Linked DNA regions of Homo sapiens: region 2 is linked to region 1. Evidence: read pairs that join two places in POLR2A ChIA-PET (ENCODE). Cell type or tissue: HCT116. All regions are shown on one strand. Links, peaks and the distances in the headings refer to the core of each region. The heading gives the core; the rest is flanking DNA. Region 1 overlaps LOC105375259 (a long non-coding RNA gene). Region 2 overlaps CCM2 (CCM2 scaffold protein).

Evidence for each region. Peaks named below come from ENCODE experiments on the same cell type or tissue, not always from the same donor. Only the 100,000 strongest peaks of a DNase experiment are listed, where the experiment ranks them.
Region 2: POLR2A ChIA-PET joins it to region 1 with 5 read pairs; 2 of 35 experiments call an interaction of 5 or more read pairs at or near these places.

The regions. Positions count from the first base shown.
Region 1 is chr7:44,790,509-44,795,879 of GRCh38, reverse strand. LOC105375259 (a long non-coding RNA gene) reads left to right here. Exons shown (of 2, transcript XR_007060300.1): 2 at 456-764. Among named protein-coding and RNA genes, the nearest start is that of PPIA, 3.5 kb to the left of the region's middle. In HCT116, for the core only: no CTCF peak of the experiment used is centred there; no DNase peak of the experiment used is centred there; H3K4me3 peaks cover 553 bases; H3K27ac peaks cover 319 bases.
Region 2 is chr7:45,066,067-45,071,437 of GRCh38, reverse strand. CCM2 (CCM2 scaffold protein) reads right to left here. Exons shown (of 10, transcript NM_031443.4): 5 at 2,859-2,995; 6 at 1,477-1,612. Among named protein-coding and RNA genes, the nearest start is that of NACAD, 20 kb to the left of the region's middle. In HCT116, for the core only: CTCF peaks have their summits at 1,632 and 1,834; a DNase peak (open chromatin) is centred at 2,757; H3K27ac peaks cover 803 bases.

The DNA.
Region 1 (5,371 bases), core at 91-5,090:
TGCTCCTGGTCTTTCCCTGCCCCCGCCCCGCCCAGCTCCTACCGCCCCCGCCTCGGGGCTGAATTGTGCTTTGATTTTTGGGTGAAAGATAAGTCACAATTTAAAAGCGAATTTCTTCAGGCAAAGACATTAATAATACTTTAATTAAAATGCACTTGTAGGCCAGGCGCGGTGGCTCATACCTGGCGCTTTAGGAGGCGCGGAGGCCAAGGCCGGGGAGGATCGCTTCATCTTAGGAGTTCGACACCGGCCACCAGCCTGGGCATCTTAGAGAGACGCCGTCTCTACAAAAAAATAAATAAAAATAAAAATTAGCTGGGCGTCGAGGCGCTCGCTACTCAGGAGGCTGGGCGGGGAGGATTGCTTGAGCCCGGAGGTCGAGGCTGTAGTGGGCGGTGATCGCATCACTGCATTCCAGCCGGGACGACAGAGTGTGACCCTCTCTCAAAAAATAGGCCGGGTGCGGTGGATCACGCCTGTAATTCCAGCACTTTGGGAGGCCGAGGCGGGAGGATCACCTGAGGTCAGGAGTTCAAGACCAGCCTGGACAACATGGTGAAACCCCATCTCTACGAAAAATACAAAATTAGCTGGGCATGGTGGTGCGCACCTGTAGTCCCAGCTACCCCCTCGGGAGGCTGAGGCAGGAGAATCGCTGGAACCCAGGAGGTGGAGGTTGCAGCGAGCAGAGATGGCGCCACTGCACTCCAGCCTGAGAGACAGAGACTCCGTCTCAAATAAATAAACAAAAATATAAAATAAAATGCACTTATGTGACTGGTGTTTTGTTAAGAAAACCTTACAAGGGAATTCATATATCCTGGGCTGTCACTTAAGTTGCAATATTAAGGATATTATTTAATGTTTCTTTTTGTTTTTTTGAGACAAGGTCTCACTCTCACCTAGGCTGGAAGTGCAGTGGTGTGTTATCGGCTCACTGCAACCTCCCCTTCCCGTGCTCGAGCAAGCGTCCCACCTTAGCCTCCCAAGTAGCTGGGACTACAGGCATGCACCCACACCCAGCTCATTTTGTGTGTGTGTGTTTTGTAAAGATGGGGTTTCGCCACATCGCCCAGGCTGGTCTCAAACTCCTGGACTCAAGCGATCCACCCGCCTCAGCCTCCCAAAAGTGCTGGGATTATAGGCGTGAGCTGCTGCACCTGGACGTTGTTTAATGTTTCTAAAACTCAGTTTCTTCATCTGCACAACCAGGATAGGGTTGTGGTGAGACAAAAATGATAATTCATCTGATAGATGAAGTACAGTTTCTGGCCTCTTGCCATTGTTAATAACCATGAGCCAACGTGTTAGGAATTTATTTATTTGAGATAGGGTCTCACTCTGTTGGTTAGTCTGGAGTGCAGTGGTGCAATCCTAGCTCACTGTAACCTCGAACTCTTGGACTGAAGCATTCCTCCCTCCTCAACCTCCCAAATGTCTGGGACTAAAGGCACAAGCCACTGTGCCAGCTAATTTAAATTTTTTTAACAGAAACTGGTTCTGGCTGTGTTATCAGGGCTGGTCTCAAACTCCAGGGCTTAAAGGATTCTCCCACCTTGGCCTCCCAAAGTTCTAGCATTACAGGTGAACCGCCATGCTCAGCCTGTGTTGGAAATTTAGACTATGTTGTTTTGTTCTCATCACCATCCCATTATCCCCATTTTACAGATGCGTAAAGTAAAGCTCTGGCTTCTTGTTCAGAGTAATCGCTTATGAGTGTTAGCAAAGCCAAACTGGAAACTGCTTTTTTCCCCCCCACTCCACATCACTTCTTGCTTTGTGATCTTAAGAAAGCCACTTGTCCTCATCTGACACTGAAAAAAAATGCCCAAGGCCTTCAGGCATAAATTCTTACCATTTCTCTCTCCATCCTAAAACGTAGAGCAGTTAGGAACTCCTCCAAAGAAGTAAATGAATGAGGCCGGGTGAGGTGGCTCATGCCTGTAATCCTAGCACTTTGGGAGGCAGAGGCGGGTGGATAATTTGAGGTCAGGAGTTCAAGACCAGCTTGGACAACATAGTGAAACCCTATCTCTACTAAAAATACAAAAATTAACTGGGCAGGGCTGGGCATGGTGGCTCACACTGTAATTGCAGCACTTCGGGAGGCCGAGGTAAGTGGGTCACTTGAGGCCAGGAGTTCAAGACTAGCCTGGCCAACACAGGGAAAACCCATCTCTACTAAAAAGTACAAAAATTAGGGCTGGGCACAGTGGCTCACGCCTGTAATCCCAGCACTTTGGGAGACTGAGGTGAGTGGATCATGAGGTCAGGAGTTCAAGACCAGCCTGACAAATATGGTGAAACCCCGTCTCTACTAAAAATACAAAAGTTAGCCGGGCATGGTGGTGCGCATCTGTAATCCCAGCTACTCAGGAAGCTGAGGCAGGAGAATCACTTAAGCTTGGGAGACGGAGGTTGCAGTGAGCTGAGATCACACCACTGCACTCCAGTCTGGGGGATGGGGTGAGATTCCATCTCAAAAAAAAAAAAGTAAATGAATGCATGAATGAATAATAAATAGGCTGGGCGTGGTGGCTCACGCCTGTAATGCCAGTGCTTTGGGAGGCCAAGGCAGGAGGATCGGTTGAGCCCAGGAGTTCAACACCAGCCTGGGCAACAGAGGGAAACCCTGCTTCTACAAAAAAATATGTATTTTCTTTTATTTTTTATTTTTATTTGTTTGAGACAGAGTTTCGCTCTTGACGGAGTGCAATGGCTTGATCTCGGCTCACTGCAACCTCCGCCTCCTGGGTTCAAGCAATTCTCCTGCCTCAGCCTTACAAGTAGCTGGGATTACAGGCATGCGCCATCACTCCCGGCTAATTTTGTATTTTTAGTAGAGATGGGGTTTCTCGTGTTGGTCAGGCTGGTCTTAAGCTCCCAACCTCAGGTGATCCACCCACTTCGGCCTCCCAAAGTGCTGGGATTACAGGTGTGAGCCACCATGCCCGGCCTATTTTATTTTTATTTATTTATTTATTTATTTATTTATTTATTTTTTGAGACAGAGTGAGTTTTACTCTTGAAGCCCAGGCTGGAGGTCAATGAATGGCGTGATCTTGGCTCACTGCAACCTCCACGTCCTGGCTTCAAGCAATTCTCCTGCCTCAGCCTCCCAAGTAGCTGGGATTACAGGCATGCACCACCATGCCCAGCTAATTTTATATTTTTAGTAGAGATGGGATTCATCATGTTGGTCAGGCTGGTCTCGAACTCCTGACCTCAGGTGATCCGCCTGCCTCAGCCTCCCAAAGTGCTGGGATTACAGGCATGAACCACTGTGCCCGGTCAAAACATTTTTAAAAATAAAAATTAGCCAAGCACGGTGGTGCATACCTATAGTCCCAGCTACTCGGGAGGCTGAGATGGGAGGATCACTTGAGCCCAGGAGGTTGAGGCTGCAGTGAGCCATGATGGTGCCACTACACTCCAGCCTGGGTAACAGAGCAAGACCCTGTCTCAAAAATAAAAATAAAAATAAAAATAAATACATCCGGCTGGGTACAGTGGCTCATACCTGTAATCCCAGAACTTTGGGAGGCCGAGGCAGGTGGATCACTTGAGGTCAGGAGTTCAAGACCAGCCTGGCCAACATGGCGAAACCCCGTCTCTACTAAAAATACAAATATTAGCCTGGTATGGTGGTGGGCTCCTGTAGTCCCAGCTGCTCAGGAGGCTAAGGCAGGGGAATCGCTTGAACCTGGGAGGTGGAGGTTGTAGTGAGCCAAGATCGAGCCACTGCACTCCAGCGTGGGTGACAGACTGAGACTTCGTCTCAAAACAAATAAATGAATACATCCTTGTGACTTGTCCTCCCTCTCGCTACTATTTGAAGTCCTGCCTTTTTGTCACCGTCAGCATTGTCACAGCAAAGTCCTAGTTCTTGTCATTTCATCTACACAGGCATGGGGTATGTACACTCAAGAATACAAATGTTCATGTTTTGTTTGTTAAGTGGGGAGCTGATATTCTGGGGGTTCCTTTTCTGACATTATCTGTTGAGTGGGACTGTCTAACTGTGGAAAATATCAGCAGACACAGAACCTCAGGAATGTGGAGCTGTCCATGCCTTATTTGGATGAATCAGACCAAAAGCAAATCCAGCTGAACTCAACAGTGCCCTGTTCTGGCTAGATGGAGGTGTTCCATGCCAGCAAGCAGAACTCTGAAACTCAACTGTAGCTCCTGATCATATAGCATCTTATAAACAAATGCTTATCTCAAAAATGTGCCTGAGCAAGAGAGAAGGTAACCAGGGAAAAAATTAGGGTATTCAAAATTATGAAAACAGACGACTTTGGGTAGTAACTTGTCTTCTCTGTGCCTCTTGCCCAAGGCCTAGCTTGGTGCCTCTGCTCTCCAGGCTGAATGGAAACCGCTTCTGCTGAGACCATCAGTGACCTCTCAGCCCACAAACCCAGGTGCTTTTTGCAGGTCTGACACTGCCTGCATCAGACAGGTTTCATCACCTCCTTGATTGGAAAGCTTCCTTTCCTTGATGGCTTTGACTTTTCTCTCATGTTTCCTTTACCATTTCCCCTTTAGCTTTTTCACAAATTTCTCCTCTGTCAGAATTAAGCATTTGATCTTGTTTTGTTTCCTTACATACCCTCCAAGATGAACCTCATCCTTTCCCATGACTCAAATTCTCAGATGATTCTAAACCAAGTTCTCAGTCAGGCACAGTGGCTCACACCTGTAATCCCAGCACTTTGGGAGGCCAAGGCAGTCGGATCACCTGAGGTCAGGAGTTCAAGACCAGCCTGGCCAACATGGTGAAACTCCATCTCTACTAAGAATACAAAAATTAGCTGGGTGGTGGTGTGCACCTGTATTCCCAGCTACTCGGGAGGTTGAGGCACGAGAATCTCTTAAACCTGGAAGGTTGAGGTTGCAGTGAGCCAAGATCGAGCCACTGCACTCCAGCCTGGGCAACATAGCAGAACTTTCTCAAAACAAACAAACAAAGAAAAAAAACCAACCAAGTTTTCTAGCAAGCAGTAGAAAACTTCATCAATACTGGCTTAGACAGGAGTTTATTTGTCTCATACAATAAAAAATCCAGAGGCAAAGAGCAACTCAAAGGTGCTCTTAGTAGAATGGACCTACTAAGTGGTGATCAGAAGTCAGAAAAGCAATGTGGAATAACAAATTCAAATAGGTATCACATTATTAGCCCTAAGAGTTATGCAGGCCCTGAAGTATATGAAAGATTCCTAAATGCCTGTCAAGCACAGAAATGGTCAGAGACATTAATCTTTATTTTTTTTCTTTTTGAAACAGGGTCTTACCCTGTTGCCCAGGCTGGAGTGCAGTGTTGATCCTCCCACCTCAGCCTCCTGAGCAGCCAGGACCACAGGCATGTACC
Region 2 (5,371 bases), core at 100-5,099, 280 kb before region 1:
GGGGAGGTCTTGGGAAAGGCTGGCAGGGGAAGAAGCCCACTTCAGCAACCCCCAGTAGTGGTGTTACATGATGTGTTTACTTTATGAAAATTCATTCAACTGTACATGTATGACTTGTGTACTTCTCAGTAAAAAAAAAATTATTAAAGAAAAAAAGGCCCTTTGGGAATTTTAAAGCACAAGGGCCAAACCAGTCGCACTAAAACTGAATGTTTAATTACAGCTCGATAAATCATCTGCTACTCATATGGTACATTCCTCTGGATAAGCTGTTGACTTCTAAGCCTCCACTTCCCCATCTCTAAAATGGGGATGAAGATTGCACCTATCTCGCTGGGCCACCGAGGACTAAATGAGATAGAGAGGATGCCTGAGAGCTCAGCAGCTGTCTCTCTGCAGCTGCTGGGCCAACACAAGGCGTGTAGTGCCCACAAAGGGCTCTGGCACCAGCAGCAAGAAAGGGAAGAAGGAGGCACTGAGGAGCAGCCCTCACACCAGCACAGGCTTCTCCACCATTTACTCTCTTCACTGAGATGTGCGAGTTACTGGGGAAAGGGCAGAGGGCTGGGACTTATCTCCGTAAAAAGAAGAAATTGTACTCAACAAGCCGCACTGTTTCCAACAGCCTTTTTTTTTTTCTTGGTATTTTTTAGTAGAGACAGGGTTTCTCCATGTTGGTCAGGCTGGTCTTGAACTCCCGACCTCAGGTGATCCGCCCGCCTCAGCCTCCCAAAGTGCTGGGATTACAGGCATGAGCCACCACACCCAGCCTCCAACAGCTTTTTATGCACCTCAATTTATATAACCCATTAATCCTCAATAAGTAATACATCTGAAAAACAGATGATGTTTTTGAAGACTTAACTCAAGTGAGCTTGCTGATGAAGTGTTTTCAATGGACTAACAGACTCCTGAAAATGCTGTGTGGGCCATGCAGGAAGAGACAGCTCTGGGGTACCTTCCATTCTTCCCCATCTGCCACTGCTCCACCACTGCCAGCTGGCCTCCCAGGGCAGCCTGAGCAGCTTCCCATGGGTCTGGCCATGGTCCTGGAAGGAGTTTCACATTAAGAGCAGCCATAGTCTGGGCATACTGAAAAGGAGGCTCCCCAGACCCACTCTCAGCCTCCCCAATTCCATCACAGGCCCCAGTGCTAGGAGCCTTCTCCAAGCTCTTTGTTCCGAGTTAAGTGAAGTGACTTTAGCCACAAGTGGTTCCAAAAAAGTGTTCACAGACCCCAAATTTATTCCAGGAAGCCATAGCGCTGACCTGGTGCAACTCTCTCAAGGACAGGTGACACTTCTGCCTTCATGAAACCCTATGGGCTAATGTGAACAGCAAAGTCTGGAAACAAAAGGCCACCATGTCACGGCAGTAACTGCGCTATTCCAGGAGTAACTCATGGGGAGCTGGGGGCCACTGCAGTAGCCCCTCCTGTCCCTGCTCCCACCCGCTGCCCACTCTCACTCAACATACCGCTGTGCAGGGACAGGTGGTGGGTCGGGGTAGAGGCCCCATCAAATATCGCTCTGTCCAGAAAGTCGATGGTGGACTCCGTGTAAACAACCTGGAAGACCTGGCCTAGCAGACAGCAAAGCTCCTCCGCAGCGACCTGCAGTGGGGGACAGCAGCTGCTCGGTCAGTCTGGCTGGAGACTGCGCCTTCCCAGGCGGCTTCCAGGATACCTGGGGCAGCCCAGATGCTCAATAAACATGAATGAAGAGTGGATACCAGAATGTGTCCCTCTGCCTTTCACTGACCCAAAGGGGTGTCAAAAGAGAGACCCAGCCAACTGCCCCAGGACTCTATCTAGGACTGCCATGTGGCCCAGGGGTGGTATTGCAAGTGTGAGGGGACTGTGCAGGGCACAAGTGTTAGCTGCCAGTCCAACGTCTTCTTTCCATTAACCTGACCTATCAACACCCTCACAACCCTATCCCAGCCCAGGAAAGAGGTGAGAGGAGATACCATCAGTATCACAGCCCACCTGGAGGCATTTCTAACAGCTATAAAACAGTTTTATAACAGTGTGCTGTCTAAAGCAGAGGCTCTCAACTGGGGCAATTTTTGTACCCCTCCCAGGGGACATGTAGCAATATCTGGAGACATTTTCAGCTGTCACAAGGGGAGAAGCTGGGATGCTGCTCAACACCCTACAGTGCACAGGGCAGCCTCCCACAATGGAAAATTATCCGGCTAAAAATGACAGTAGCACCAACACTGAGAAATGCTCATTAGAGGATATTTAAGGTGGGTGGTCACTAGCATCCATTTTACAGATATGGAAATTAAACAAAGGTGTTAAGTGACTGCCAAGGCCCCACAGCTATTGGGTGGCTGAGGGGGCCCCAAATCCTAGCCTACAAGGGCCCAGCCCTTGGCTCTTCCAGGTTGTGAGGAATCTGCAAGCACAGTCCTTAACACCAGGCAGGTCTAGGATGCACAGGTGACCGCCGCTGCCCGCCCATCAGCGTGGGGGCACCTTGAAGAATGATAAGCAAAAAGCTCAGTGGCCAGGTGGTCTCAGAGAAGTTGCTGGGGGTTGGAGGTAGGAGGGTCAGAAGGCACAGGGGTGGGAACCGGTGGGGAGCCTGGGCCTGGGGCAGGACCTGGGATGCAGTCATGCGCAGAGGAGCTGTGGGCAGGGCCAGGATGGGGGCAATGCCTGGGGCAGGGTTGAGCAGAGAGAGGTGGGGCTGGGTGGAGACTAGGGTGAGGCAGGGACAGGCAATGGCAGAGGAAGTAGCTGGGGCACCCAGCAGTGCCCAGCACTGTGCTGGGTGTGGCCAGGGTGGGGCTGGCCATGAGCAGGGTCTGGGAGGAGCCAGTTCTGAGTAAGTGGGGCGAGAAAGTCTCACCTTGCTCTCTGCAGCCAGGATGACCAGGCAGCATGCCTCCACGGGCCCAACTGCACTCTCCGACAGGGAGCCTGCACTGAGGCCTCTGGAACTTTCCGCACACAGACTCTGGCTGGGGGAGATCCCTGGGTCCTGGGCTGAGAAGTCAACACCATCTCAGTTTAGCACAGTGGAAGGGCAGGCATGGGGGCACTTGAGGAAACAGCTGAGGCCGCCATGGAAACAGGCTGAGAGGACCTTTACCTGGCTCAGGCACCCACAGAACGACTCAGGTGAAGGGCCTGCACCAGACACACTTCGCTTCTCTAAATAAGGGTGGGAACACGCGACCCCTGAGCTCCAAGGGCACCAGAGCTGCATGTCATCCTGCAGTTTCACACGCTTCAAGTTCATATACAACAGACCACATATACAACCCTGAGAACAGTCACCTCCAGGAGGTTTCCATGTGTTCTGGGGAGTTCCCTTCTTACAGATGGGTAAACTGAGGCATGGGAAAGTGAAAGGCCTGGCCTGAGGGCGTGTGAGTTGCACTGTCCACATGGCAATCTAGACGGTCAGACCCCAGTGCCCTTGTTTCTAACATCCTACCCATTGCCTCCCTAGACAAATGAGGTTCTCCTGAAATACATGGAGTAACTCAGTGGTTTTCCTGATGGCAGAAGTGAGGCCAATCCCCAGGAAGCAGGGCTCTCACCATCAGTTCGGACCACCCTGGGAGGACTTCAAGACTGAAAACAAAACCTAGAAGTGCCACTAGTGCCAGGGTGTCAGAGGGCAGGCCAGCCTCAGGAGGGAGAAGAAGGCCGTCCCAGGCCACATGCAAAGTTAGCGCATGCACAGAGACAAGGGCTCCATAAGAAACTGTACCTCAAACCCCACAGTGAGACTCCTGGGGCTGCTCTGTCCCTATGGCAGCCACTGGCCACAGGACTACTGAGTATGCAAAATGTGATGAGCCCACATTGAAATGTGTGAGTGCAAACTATACACAGGGTTTCAGAGGTAGGCAAAGAAAGAATGCTATGTAGCTCAACGATTTTTATATTGATTATATACTGATGTAATAATGTTTTGGGTACGGAGGGGTAAATAAAATATATTATTGAAAATAATTGGCCAGGCGCAGTGGCTCATGGCTGTAATCCCAGCACATTGGGAGGCCAAGGCGGGTGGATCACCTGAGGTCAGGAGTTCAAGACCAGCCTGGCCAACATGGTGAAACCCCATCTCTACTAAAAATACAAAAAAATTAGCTGGGCGTGGTGGCTCATGCCTGTAATCCCAGCTACTCGGGGGGCGGAGATTGCAGTGAACCAAGACCACACCATTGCACTCTAGCCTGGGCAACAAGCACCAAACTTGTCTCAAAAAAAAAAAAAGGCGGGCACAGTGGCTCATGCCTGTAATCCCAGCACTTTGGGAGGCCAAGGTGGCGGATCACAAGGTCAGGAGATCAAGATCATCCTGGCTAACACGGTGAAATACTATCTCTACTAAAAATACAAAAAATTAGCCAGGCGTGGTGGCAGGAGCCTGTAGTCCCAGCTACTCAGGAGGCTGAGGCAGGAGAATGGCGTGAACCTGGGAGGCAGAGCTTGCAGTGAGCTGAGATCACGGCACTACACTCCAGCCTGGGCAACACAGCGAGACTCCGTCTCAAAAAAAAAAAAAAAAATTTACTGGTTTCCCTTTACTTTTTTTCTTTTTTTGGTATGAGTTTGGTAAGAAATCTCTACCTTTTAAACATTTTTAAATGTTGGCTCCCTGGTGTGTGCCTGTGGTAGTTCTCAAGGAAGCAGGGTGGGCAGCCTAAGGATGCGGGCAGCGAGTTGTGTGCCTCTCCTATATCATCCAGGAAGTGCTACCACGGGTGCACGGGTGACCCTGCCCCATCTGGCACCAACTCAAGTCATCACCCTCCAAGCAGCTCCTGCCACATGGACCCTATTGCAGCTAGACCTGGCCCCCAACTTCCCCACTCCTGTGCTATCCCAAATACCAGCGTACTTTTGGTCCAAAGAGGCACAGAGACTTGCTTGCACATAGCAGGCACCAAGTAAACGTTAGCTATTCACCTGCTAGTCTCTTATGCTGAGAACTCTGGATGCCTAATCCTAAATACAGCATGGCGGCCCAGTGCAGTGGCTCATGCCCATAGTCCCAACACTTTGGGAGGCTAAGGCAGGAGGATCGCTTGAGGCCAGGAGTTCAAGACCAGCGTGGGCAACATAGAGAGACTTCATCCTTACAAAAATTTTTAAAATATTTTAAAAATTAAAAAATAAACACAGCACACCTTATGTAACACAGGGGACACACAACTGCTCCGGTGCATCCACAAAAACAAGGAAGATGGCCCCCAGGACACAGGGATTCACTCTCTTCCTTTAAATCAAAAGTTCTCTCAAAGACCAGAAGTCCTGTTTTTCATCTAATTTTGGAAAGTTTCTCCTATGGCGCTCATTCTCTCTCCATTAAAAAAAATCTGTCATCCATTTCCTTTAGCAATG